Regions from separate parts of the Homo sapiens genome. Here region 2 is linked to region 1. The links are chromatin loops, found by intact Hi-C in ENCODE. Cell type or tissue: PC-3. All regions are shown on one strand. Links, peaks and the distances in the headings refer to the core of each region. The heading gives the core; the rest is flanking DNA.

Region 1 (5,385 bases), core at 76-5,075:
TGTTTTCTTTTCAGCTCCACTATTACAAACTTGGTCTCATCAAGGTCCCAGGAATTTCTTAATCATCAAATCTGATTGCCTATGATCCCTTCTTGTCTTGCTTTTTCAGTAGCACTTGATTCTGGGCTTCTGTGGCATGACATTTCCTGTTTCTTTTCTCTGGGAATTATTTCTCTATCCTCAGGATAGGTTTCTTGCTCTCTCCTCACACCCAGATGTTGGCTCTGGTCTGACTGTACCTCCAGATGTTGGCTTTGGCTCTCTCTCTTTGCCCTACATTCTTACTAGGTCATGGCAGTCACAGCTAGGCTTTCACCCACCACTCTCTGGTGTCGGCATTGCTTTGGAATCATGATAAGGACATTTCCAATTTACCTATTATTTGGAAACTTTAACCTTTTAAATCTTGATGAATGTGAAGCCAGTGCTACTTATGATGTGCAGTAATGTCGGGAGAGTCAACTGGTTTTGGGGAAAGAGAAACTTAATTTTGGATTCAGTGAATTTGAAATGTCAATGAGACATTAAGTTAGAAGGTCCTAGAAGTATCTGAAAAGTAAGAGTCACTGAATTCTACATATACAGCAATTTTAGAGTTATGTGATCCAACCTCTTTTACAGGAAAATATTCCTCACAGATGTTCTTGAGGTTTTAGAGGGCACCCTCTTCCGTATCTGAGTTTGGAACCAATTGAGAAATAGAGAGATGGAAGTGGACATATTTTCTGATACAGCTGATAGGAGACTATGACTTAAGATCACTGACAAAGGATACTACTTCATTCTTTCATCCCTGAATCAGATAGACTCGCCCCTCGGTCACTGCACAGCTGAACAACTGCAGGCCTCCCTATGCTGCTGAGAGCAGACCAGGATGCATGCATCTTGCATTCAGGTCAAGGCAGGGTGGAGCAGGAGCTGAATTGCAAGCCTAGTTCTTTCTCCCAAACACTCCTCCTCTTCTCCTGGGAAGATATGAGGGGTAGAGAGAGAGAGGCCCAGAGTGTTTCTAAAGTGTTTCTAGATAGAGATGTGAGGCCAAGGCAATGAAACGTCTCCATTAGCAGTAATGTTTATCCAGCATTTGGTCTAGTACTTTCTGTGCTGGAGAGTCTGTTGACTTTGCGATGCATTCTGTTCTGTCTTGGGAAAGATCAGATAATTAGAAAGTTGTCCTTCAGATCAAAGCAGAGAAAGCGGCCTCATTATCTTTTGTTTCTAGTTCCTTCTTCTGCATTCACAAGGAAGATCAAATTTGTCAATTATTCATGCAAAGCTTTCATTTTATTTTCTAGTGCTTTTGTGGTTACTTGTTTCCAGTTTACTCAATTGTTTGTTCCTCTGTGAGTTTCTAGTCTCAGCCCTCCCTGTCCCCATCCCTGCTACTCCCTTGGCTGCTGTCTTCTAAGAATTCTGTTTGTAGCTTCCTCATAAAGTGGGCTGGGCCACGTTTTCTCCCTCATTCTGAGTGGTCTCACCTTCTGAAGGGCAAGGAGCTCTCCAGGTTATAGCTTGCCTGGATCTCTTCATACCCTTATACTGAGCTCCCTCATTATTGTGTCTGGGGTTTCTCTTTAAGTAGCAATGTGAGAGAAAACTACACAAGATAATGTGAATATGTAACCACATGATTTATTACTTAACACAGTCAGATCAGAATCAGTGGGATAAGCAGCCTAGGGTGTCCCTTGAGCACCCAGGTTCAAGTTAATCCTTTTACATGGAAAGCGCTTTCTTCTGCGTAGAGATACCCAGGTCATTTAAGACTCTACACCAGTTTTGGTTCTGCATGATGAAGGAGTTCTTTGCCTGAGCAGTAGGGAGTAGAGAATGCTCTGTGCTGAGACTCCTAAGTCCCCACTGTGTTCTTGGCTACATTCATCCTTGGGGTTAAAAGAGTGTATACCGTTCTACATTTCTGCCCTCCCACTTTGTTTTGTTTTTCTTTTTCCCTTCAATATGGCTGATCTGTTTGGGTTTTTCCAAATTTTCTAATTTATCTTCTATTTTCATTACCATTTTTGCTGCTGCTCTGCATCTGCTATACAACGGCTTCCTTCTCCAATTAGTTCTTCATACTCAGCAGTGTCTGGAGGTGGAAAAAAATATTCCAAGTGTTATCTGATTAGTGCAGCATCCAGTGCAAGTATCATCCCCGCCCCTTAAAGTGGACATTCCTGAGCATATCTTTACCCTTCATTGAAGCAGTGCTAGCTAGACTGACCACTGACCTGCAATAGCTTCTTCAGCATTAATTCTCTCTGGAAACTCATCCTCAGTGACAGTACTCCCACTTGGTTTTCTGTTCACCTTTTTGATCACTTCTTTTAGGATTCCTTTAGGATAACATATCCCCATTGCCTTCTTGTATCATGGTGTTTGTAAGGACTCTGTCATTGTTTCTCTGTTCTTCTCATTCCATCTTCACTCCCTGGGTGATTTCAAATACATGCTTTAGGTTATAGTTATATGCTGTTTACTCACGATTGCCAAATCTGTGTATCTCCAGCCATCACTCTCTTGTAAGACCCAGGTCATTTAACAATGCCTGCTGGGTAACTCCACTGGAATATTTCATAGCATCTACCCCCTAGCGTGTTCAGCTTGAAGCCGTTACTTCCCCACCTCTCTTATGGGACTACTCCCCACCCCTCTGTATTCCTGGGCTTTCTTGGTAAATGGTGTCATCACTTGTCATCCAAATTAGAATTGTGGGAATCATCCTGGACTTCTCCTTTTAAAAAAAATTCTCCACGTCCCATTAGTGATTAGTGTATGATACCCACTCAAGATGCGTTTTCATTTAGGAATAAATATAAAGTGGGATTTCACATTATTTCAAGTTTTGCCATATAGTGAGGCTTATGTTTTTATTTCACTATTTTAAATCCACCAAATTCAAATTCGTATAAAATGCATCCACACTACCCTAAGAACTGTGCTTGGATTTTTGCTATTAGTTATCTCATGTAATCCTCCCCATATCTTTGTGAGGTATGTTTTTTTTTTCTGTTTTGCTAATGAAATAAATGATGCTTGGGGAATTAGGTTAAATCACAGTGGTAGGGTTGAGTTTGGCCTACTGTATAAGCCCTTTTTACTTCATAGAGAGTGTGAATTATACTCCCTAATATATGTGGGATTTTTATTTACAATTTTTAAATTTCAATAACTTTAGGTGTACAAGTGGTTTCTGGTTATATGGATGAATTATATACTGGTGAAATCTGAAATTTTAGGGTACCTGTCACCTGAATAGTGTACATAGTATACTATTTTTTTATTCCTCACTCCTCTCTCGCCCTCTCCCTTTCAGAGTCTCCAGTGTCTATTATACCACTCTGTATACCTTTGAATACCCATAGCTTAGCTCCCACTTACAAGTGAGAACATACAGTATTTGGTTTTCCCTTCCTGAGTTATTTCACTTAGAATAATGGCCTCCAGTTCCATCCAAATTGCTGCAAAATACATTTTTTTTTTATGGCTTAGTATTCTATGGTGTGTGTATGTATGTGTATATGTGTGTGTGTGTGTGTGTGTGTATCACATTTTCTTTATCTACTCATTAATTGATGGGCACTTAGTTTGGTCCATATCTTTGCAATTGTGAATTATGGTGTGATAAACAGAAATGAAGCTAAATAGTTACAACCAACTGATCTCTGACAAAGCATACAAAAAAAATACTCCCTAGTACTTGGATGAAAATAAATGTTATATTTATTCCTTTACAATCGGCCCATCTGCTGCATGTCCCCACCCATTTAACCAGTAAATTAAATCTCAATCATCACATTCAATTCTAATATCCTTCTTCCCCTGCTGCTTGGTTGTGCAAGAGTCTTAGAGGTGTCTCACAGCCAAGCACCCATGAAGAGAACTGGACTTCAGTCCACATCCACACGGGCGGCTGTGGCTGTGCTCACTGCCTAAATCGACACAGTCCCTTGAAGGCGGGAGACTCCATGATTTCTGAGCCCAGCTTGGGCACAGGGACCATGGCCTCAAGGCAGATCTTTTGATCGTCAGTTGCCATGGCTTTCTGATGGTGCCCATTAGAGGGCCTGCCACATTTTAGGAAGGTCTACATGGGAATGTGGCACAAATATCTGTCATGAGCCTCCATTCCTTCCCGAAGTCTCAGCAACTTTCCAACCTCCCCATCCCCACACACCAGCAACATTTTTCATAGATTGGTCCAATTTCTCTCTTGAAGGCTAGGTATTTTGTGGGGCTGGTTTGGCTTCTGATGGTTGTCAACTTCTGCTTTTGGCTCTGCCATGTAAATGCCATGAAAGGACTCAAATATTAGCACATAAACCTTAATGTCTTCCCATTTCTTCTGGCATCCTAAATAAAGAGGACAGGCAAAAATGAATGTTTCAATAGATTATTTGGAAAGTGCTATGATGTCTCCTACTAAATGTATTGATGGGGGGGGGGCATCGTGCCAGGTTCCAGGGATGTGGGGTGTGGATTACTGAGTATCTCCCATGCATTCTAGGCACTGTTCACACATGCTCAACATGTGTTATCTTGTTCATACTCACCCATTTTATGAGTGAGTATGCCCATTTTATGAGACAAAGACTTGGGTCATAGCAATGTAGTGGTGAAATTAGCATTTGAGATTGGGTTTGTTTGAATCTAAATGTTGTTTTTCCCCCATTACATGATAATGCCCATCCTTGAGCTTGTGTTGAACCAAAACTCTGAGGTCTTTATGTGAACTGCTGACTGGATGTTCTGCCTTATGTCACTGCTAATCTCAACCTTAGCATAACAGTTTCTGTTATTCCTGTTCAATTTCATCTTGTTGATTTTGGTTCTGATTCCAATATTCAGTGAGTCAGCTATGTCTTCCAGCTCTATGGAATTCACTGATTTCATAAACATGAATATAGCCTTATCTATGTAGAAAAAAAGTATTGAACACAAATCCCATCTACTCCCCCTTTCTGGGGATCTTCCTGCTGCCCCTGAGTTGTAACATGCCTCTGTGGGTTGTTGGTTAGTTATCTATCCACAGTTTGTACCTTCCCACAATATCTTTTATTGTGTGGAATGTGGAATGGTTTGTTTGCTGGTTGGAAGCTCACTCAGGAGCATAGCCACCAGGGTGGTGTGGGTTCTGGATAGTGTGAAGTGCAGACTGTCACATAGCTGGATGTGCTAGGACATGGTCTACAGAGAATTTGACTGTAGTCCAGGGGTTCCACCAGATGCATGCTGGCCAGGTGGTGAGCATGAAAGAATTCTAAACTGGTGGGAATCCTGCAGATAGGTACAACACAGTGGTGTGGGTATGAAGCCATCAACACATGGTGATCTTAGTGACAGGCAGGTGATCAGAGACTGGGTGATCAGGTGTCAGGAATGAAG
Region 2 (5,385 bases), core at 260-5,259, 150 kb after region 1:
ATGTGCAAGGTACTGTTCAACTGCTTTATTCATATTAACTCATTTAATCTCCCCAACAACTCTATGAAGTAGGTGCTACTCCTCATATTAAGCTACTCCTGTGTTATTCCCACACCACTGATGAGAATATTGAGGGGTAAGAGAGGTTGAGTAACTTATCCAGAGACACAAAACATCTCATGGAAGGATTTGAACTCAAGCCAGTGGGCCCCCAGACTGTGCTCTTAACCAACCCTGTATGCTGCCTCTGGCAGTTACTGAACCGAGTGAGAAGAAGGACTGGGCTTAGTATTCTGAGGGCCATATATGGAAGCTCATTCTCCTCACTCCTGTGCTGAGAAGCATTCTTCATTCATTTTGGATACTCTCTCATCTTGAACTAATTCTGTATGCCAGATGTTGGCAAAGATAAATTAGACATGGATTCTACCCTCAAGAAGTTACAGTCAATGCAGAAGATAAGACACTTACATGAATAACTATAATACAAGTAGAAAGTGAGAAAGTTGCCTGGGCGTAGTGGCTCATGCCTATAATCCCAACGTTTTGGGAAGCCAAGGAGGAAGGATCACTTGATGCCAGGAGTTCGAGATCAGCCTGGGCAACATAGTGAGACCCTGTCTCTATAAAAATTAAAAAATGAGCCAGGCATGGTAGCATGCACATATGTGGAAGGCTGAGGTAGAAGGATCATTCAAGCCCAGGAATTTGAGGCTACAGTGAGCTATGATCATGCTGCTATGCTCCAGCCTGGGCAACAGAGCAGGACCCTGTCAAAAAGAAAGAAAAGCTTATAAGAATTTGAAAGCGCATCTCTTCCACAGAGAAGAATTGGGGAAGACTGTAGAATAAACCACATTTGAGCTGGTTTGAAGCCAAAGTTTATCCCTCACATCACCATCTAATTTTATAACAAATTTCATCATGAAAGTGTCTTTGGAAATATTTGTTTTGGTCCTTGGCCTTATCCCCCTTTCCCTTTCAGAGTTCTCTCCATGTTTTAAAACAGGGAGCTTCTCTGAGGCTGGGCCTTTGCTAAGCCTTGCTCAGCCTGGTTTCCCTGGCAGGGAAGGTGGGAATGCAAGAGTGGCATCTCCAGGAGGGGCACCTTCAGGCTCTGCAGAGTTTAGTTGTGGTGCCAGGCCATGACCAGTCCCACTTGCTCTGATGCCCAGTGGGAACAAGGCCATTGTTGGTGGAGTGTAGCTCTCCATCTCATGGGATATGCGAAGTAGATATCTTGGGATATGCCCAAGAAACTGAAGTTTTTGTATTTAGTTGATATCTTAAAATTGTGGAAGTTGCATTTTAGCCTTTGGGGCAGCCAAAAATGTCTTCATTATAGAAAATGGTTCTTGACAGCACATATTTTCCAGAATTACCAACAGGGAAAAACTCCCCAACTTTGCAGTAGAATTAATTGGGACCTAATGAGGCAAATAGTCAAGAGATGGTGTTATGAGTATGCAACACGAAGTGAGCTTTTCTAAGGCTAGAAGCTGCCACCTGTCAAAGTGGTTTAATTCAGGATTTTGGCAGAAGCACATTATTGTGACAGTCAATAAATGTGAGTGAAATTCAGTCTCCTCTACGTACCCTATTTAGGAATGTAGTCATTAAGTGCCTACACTGTGACTCAGCTCAGAAGACACAAGAAGGAATGATCTAACTCGCTAAGAGATATGGAAGTTTTCTTCCAGATTGCCAACACACAGCAAAATTGGCTGATACATGGGAAAGGAGCCAAACTTGATAATGTTTGCATTTTTATCTCTGTCTTTACTGTAAAAGATTTTGACTTGGAAGAAATTTAGTGTTGCATTTTCCAAGGAAAGAAAATCAGCAGCATCGATAGAAGTATGATTCTGCAGCATTGGAGCCAGAAGTGTATATTGTAATCTTATCTGTAGGGGGGAAATGGAATTTCATGAGTGATTATGTTGAAACATGCTTGCAGATTTAAGTACTTAATATGACTTATATGTGTTTAAAGGAAAACACGAATTCTAAGAGAGGAAAAGTTCTGACTTTAGTTCGCCAATCTGCCACTGATTTAGCATAAAGCCTTAGACCAATTTTTGTGCCTCAGATTTTCCATGGATGAGAATGGTACCATGAATGTATCATAGACCTTGTAATCATTTTTAAGTTAGTTTTAAATTTAAAACCTCTGAGAACATTTGTCTTTAAAGAATATTAGAGCTTTTAAAAAGGCATAAGGCAGATTTGATTCGAGCAGTCCAAGACATTGGCAGATGCTACTGAAGAGGGTTTTCAGACACGAAGAGCCTTGAATCTCCCTCTAAAGCTTGTTTCATCCTTCAATAAATTATTCTTATAGTTTAAATATTCTTTCTTGCTTTAATTTTTCTCTGGTTCCTCTAACTCTGTCCATTCTCTCTAACAATGTTAATGTCTCTAACAAGGGAAAAACAATGTCGGGGCCGGGCGCGGTGGCTCACGCCTGTAATCCCAGCACTTTGGGAGGCCGAGGCGGGCGGATCACGAGGTCAGGAGATCGAGACCATCCCGGCTAAAACGGTGAAACCCCGTCTCTACTAAAAATACAAAAAATTAGCCGGGCGTAGTGGCGGGCGCCTGTAGTCCCAGCTACTTGGGAGGCTGAGGCAGGAGAATGGCGTGAACCCGGGAGGCGGAGCTTGCAGTGAGCCGAGATTGCGCCACTGCACTCCAGCCTGGGCGACAGAGCGAGACTCCGTCTCAAAAAAAAAAAAAAAAAAAAAAAACAATGTCACCTTACTTCTTGCAACATAAAAATTCTTGTATTATTAAAAGAGACTTCTTAATTTTCTTGAAGACATAAAGGATCAGTGAACCAACTAGTATGTACTGAGCACTTACTGTGTTCTAATATGATGTTTGGGAAAGGGATATGAAAGCTAGCAGATTTCCAGGCAGTACAAGGGGCTTATTGCATTTTTATTGAATCTCCAAACTGAGATTCCAGGCCACTGATTCCAATAATTCAAAGGTAGATTCCTTTCTGTACCTCCTTGGGTGTGCCCCACTATGCTTGATTATCTCCAGTGACAGGTCCCAAGCTATCTCCTGACAAGCTGCCCCTTCTAATTTTTGCCATCACGTAGTTGCCAGACAAGACAGACTTTCATGCAGTACAGGAATGAGTCAAATACCCTAAGTGCTGAATCAGTTGAAAAAGACAAGTTCTGCATGAGATCAAAGAATGAATCACTGTTGGCTGTTGTGGTCAGGAAAAGATGATGACTTAGGGTTAAATAACCAATATCTTTCAGTTTTTCTCAAAGTACAATACATTTGTGCATCTTTATTATTATTGGTGTCATGTGCAAATCCTGATAGTAGTTAACATTTATTCTTTTTAATGGCTTAAAATTTTTAACTGACAAATAAAAATTGTATATATTTATGAAGTACAACATGCTGTTTTGATACACACACACACACACACACACACACACACACACACACATTGTGGAATGGTTAAATCAAGCTAATTAACATTCATCACCTTACATACTTATGATACTTTTTATGGTGAGAACATTTAAAATCCATTAGCAAATTTCAAGTATACAATACATCGTTACTAACTATAGTCATCATATACAATAGATCTCTTGAACTTTCTCCTCCTAACTGAAAAAACAATTGAATGTTTCACAAATCTGTGTCATCCTTGTTCAGGGGCCAGGCTAATCCCTGTATTTTTCCAATTTTAGTATCTGTGCTGCTGAAGTAAGCACTAGTTAACTTTTATGGGGTGCTTACTATGTGCCAAGCACTAGCCAGTGTGCATACTGCCTCTCAACTAACACAGTATATAAAATCTTAGAGATAGCTAGAGAATCTATTTTGTGCTAAGAGCCACATCACATATATATATATATATATAATCACATATATATAATATATATAATCACACATATATATAATATATATATAATCGCATATAATATATATATATATAATTTATATATAAATAAGAAGTATCTTTAGTAACCCATTAGGGTTACTAAAATCTAGTACTTACAACTAAAATTAATGGTAAACTACCATTTACTGAGGTCTCTAACTTTGTATTCTAAGAGGAGCTGCTTCATAATGAGGCAGAATTCTTAGAATGATTGAGCACATGTAGATAATTATAATAATTCTCACATTTTGGGGGAGGAAATTTCCTCCTTTTTCTTTTCTCTTGTCTTCTCTTTTCTTTCTTTCTTTCTTTCTTTCTTTCTTTCTTTCTTTCTTTCTTTCTTTCTTTTCTTTCCTTCCTTCCTTCCTTCCTTCCTTCCTTCCTTCCTTCCTTCCTTCCTTCATCATGGTTTCCAATTTCTACTCCTATTGCTTTTTAAATATATTTTTACAATTACGGTTAGGTTTACTTTTGTGGATTGTTTTGTTCTTGTATAACTGCTGAGTTGTAAACTTTTAAGTGTTATTTCCTCATGGATTCTTATCACTGAGTTATTTTTTAACTGAAAAGTAGGAATGAAAATTAAGAAGTATTGATATAAAGGGAATGATTTCCAGGCCTTTTTCTAGTCCTAGATATTTCAGGTGAACATTTCAGCATTTCAAAACAATGCTAGAGAGTAGATGTTATTTTCCCTAAGTTAAAAAAGAGGAGCTGGGCACAGTGGCTCATGCCTATAATCCCAGCACTTTGGGAGGGTGGATCACTTGAGGTCAGGAGTTCAAGACCAGCCTGGGCAACCTAGAGAAACCCCATCTCTACTAAAAAAAAAAAAAAAGAATTAGCCGGGCGTGGTGGTGCACGCCTGTAGTCCCAATAGGCACAAGAGGCACAAGATCACTTGAACCTGGCAGACAGAGGTTGCAGTGAGCTCAGATTGCACCATTGCACTCCAAGCCTGGGCAACAGAGGAAGACTCTCAAAAAAAAAAAAAAAAAGGAAACAGGCTCAGAAAGATAGTAACTTGCTAAGATTTAAGAGGTAATAAATGGTGGAAACGAAAGCAAAACTCGGGTCTGTCTGATTCCAAAGAATCTGTTCTTTCCATTACATTCCACTGTCAATCTTGGAGTGTCTGCCATATAATCTTACCCTCAGATTTCTTTTCTTCTACTCATTACTGACCATATGAGTCAAACTTCATTAGACCTAACTTCAAGAAAACCAAATTTTGTTAGCAGGCATTTGAATATCACTAAGCTGTTAAGCTGCTTTGTGAATATCTTTTGCTATAAACAGATGTTGGATGTAACATGGGTTTTTTAAATTATTTTTTGGGGGCATCAAGATCTAACATCTGTATTTCAGGGACTGAAATGTACATTTAATAAGCTACTATAAGTAAGACAGTTCTAGATGACTAAAGAAAAGAAAAAATTTGACCTTGGAATTTTTTGCAGGCATTCTGC

What was found. Peaks named below come from ENCODE experiments on the same cell type or tissue, not always from the same donor. Only the 100,000 strongest peaks of a DNase experiment are listed, where the experiment ranks them.
Region 2: a loop joins it to region 1, with 15 times the contacts of the local background. A loop is called at or near these places in 1 of 110 quality-filtered maps.

What each region holds. Positions count from the first base shown.
Region 1 is chr7:102,985,079-102,990,463 of GRCh38, reverse strand. All of the region lies in intron 7 of FBXL13 (F-box and leucine rich repeat protein 13), which reads left to right. NFE4 (nuclear factor, erythroid 4) reads right to left here. Exons shown (of 3, transcript NR_166512.1): 2 at 2,232-2,431; 3 at 1,611-2,089. Among named protein-coding and RNA genes, the nearest start is that of NFE4, 14 kb to the right of the region's middle. In PC-3, for the core only: no CTCF peak of the experiment used is centred there; no DNase peak of the experiment used is centred there.
Region 2 is chr7:102,832,966-102,838,350 of GRCh38, reverse strand. FBXL13 (F-box and leucine rich repeat protein 13) reads left to right here. Exons shown (of 21, transcript NM_001394494.2): 19 at 5,377-5,385. It also overlaps a transcript of FAM185A not described here and the pseudogene RNU6-1136P. Among named protein-coding and RNA genes, the nearest start is that of LRRC17, 77 kb to the left of the region's middle. In PC-3, for the core only: no CTCF peak of the experiment used is centred there; DNase peaks (open chromatin) are centred at 1,630 and 3,170; H3K4me3 peaks cover 771 bases; H3K27ac peaks cover 1,615 bases.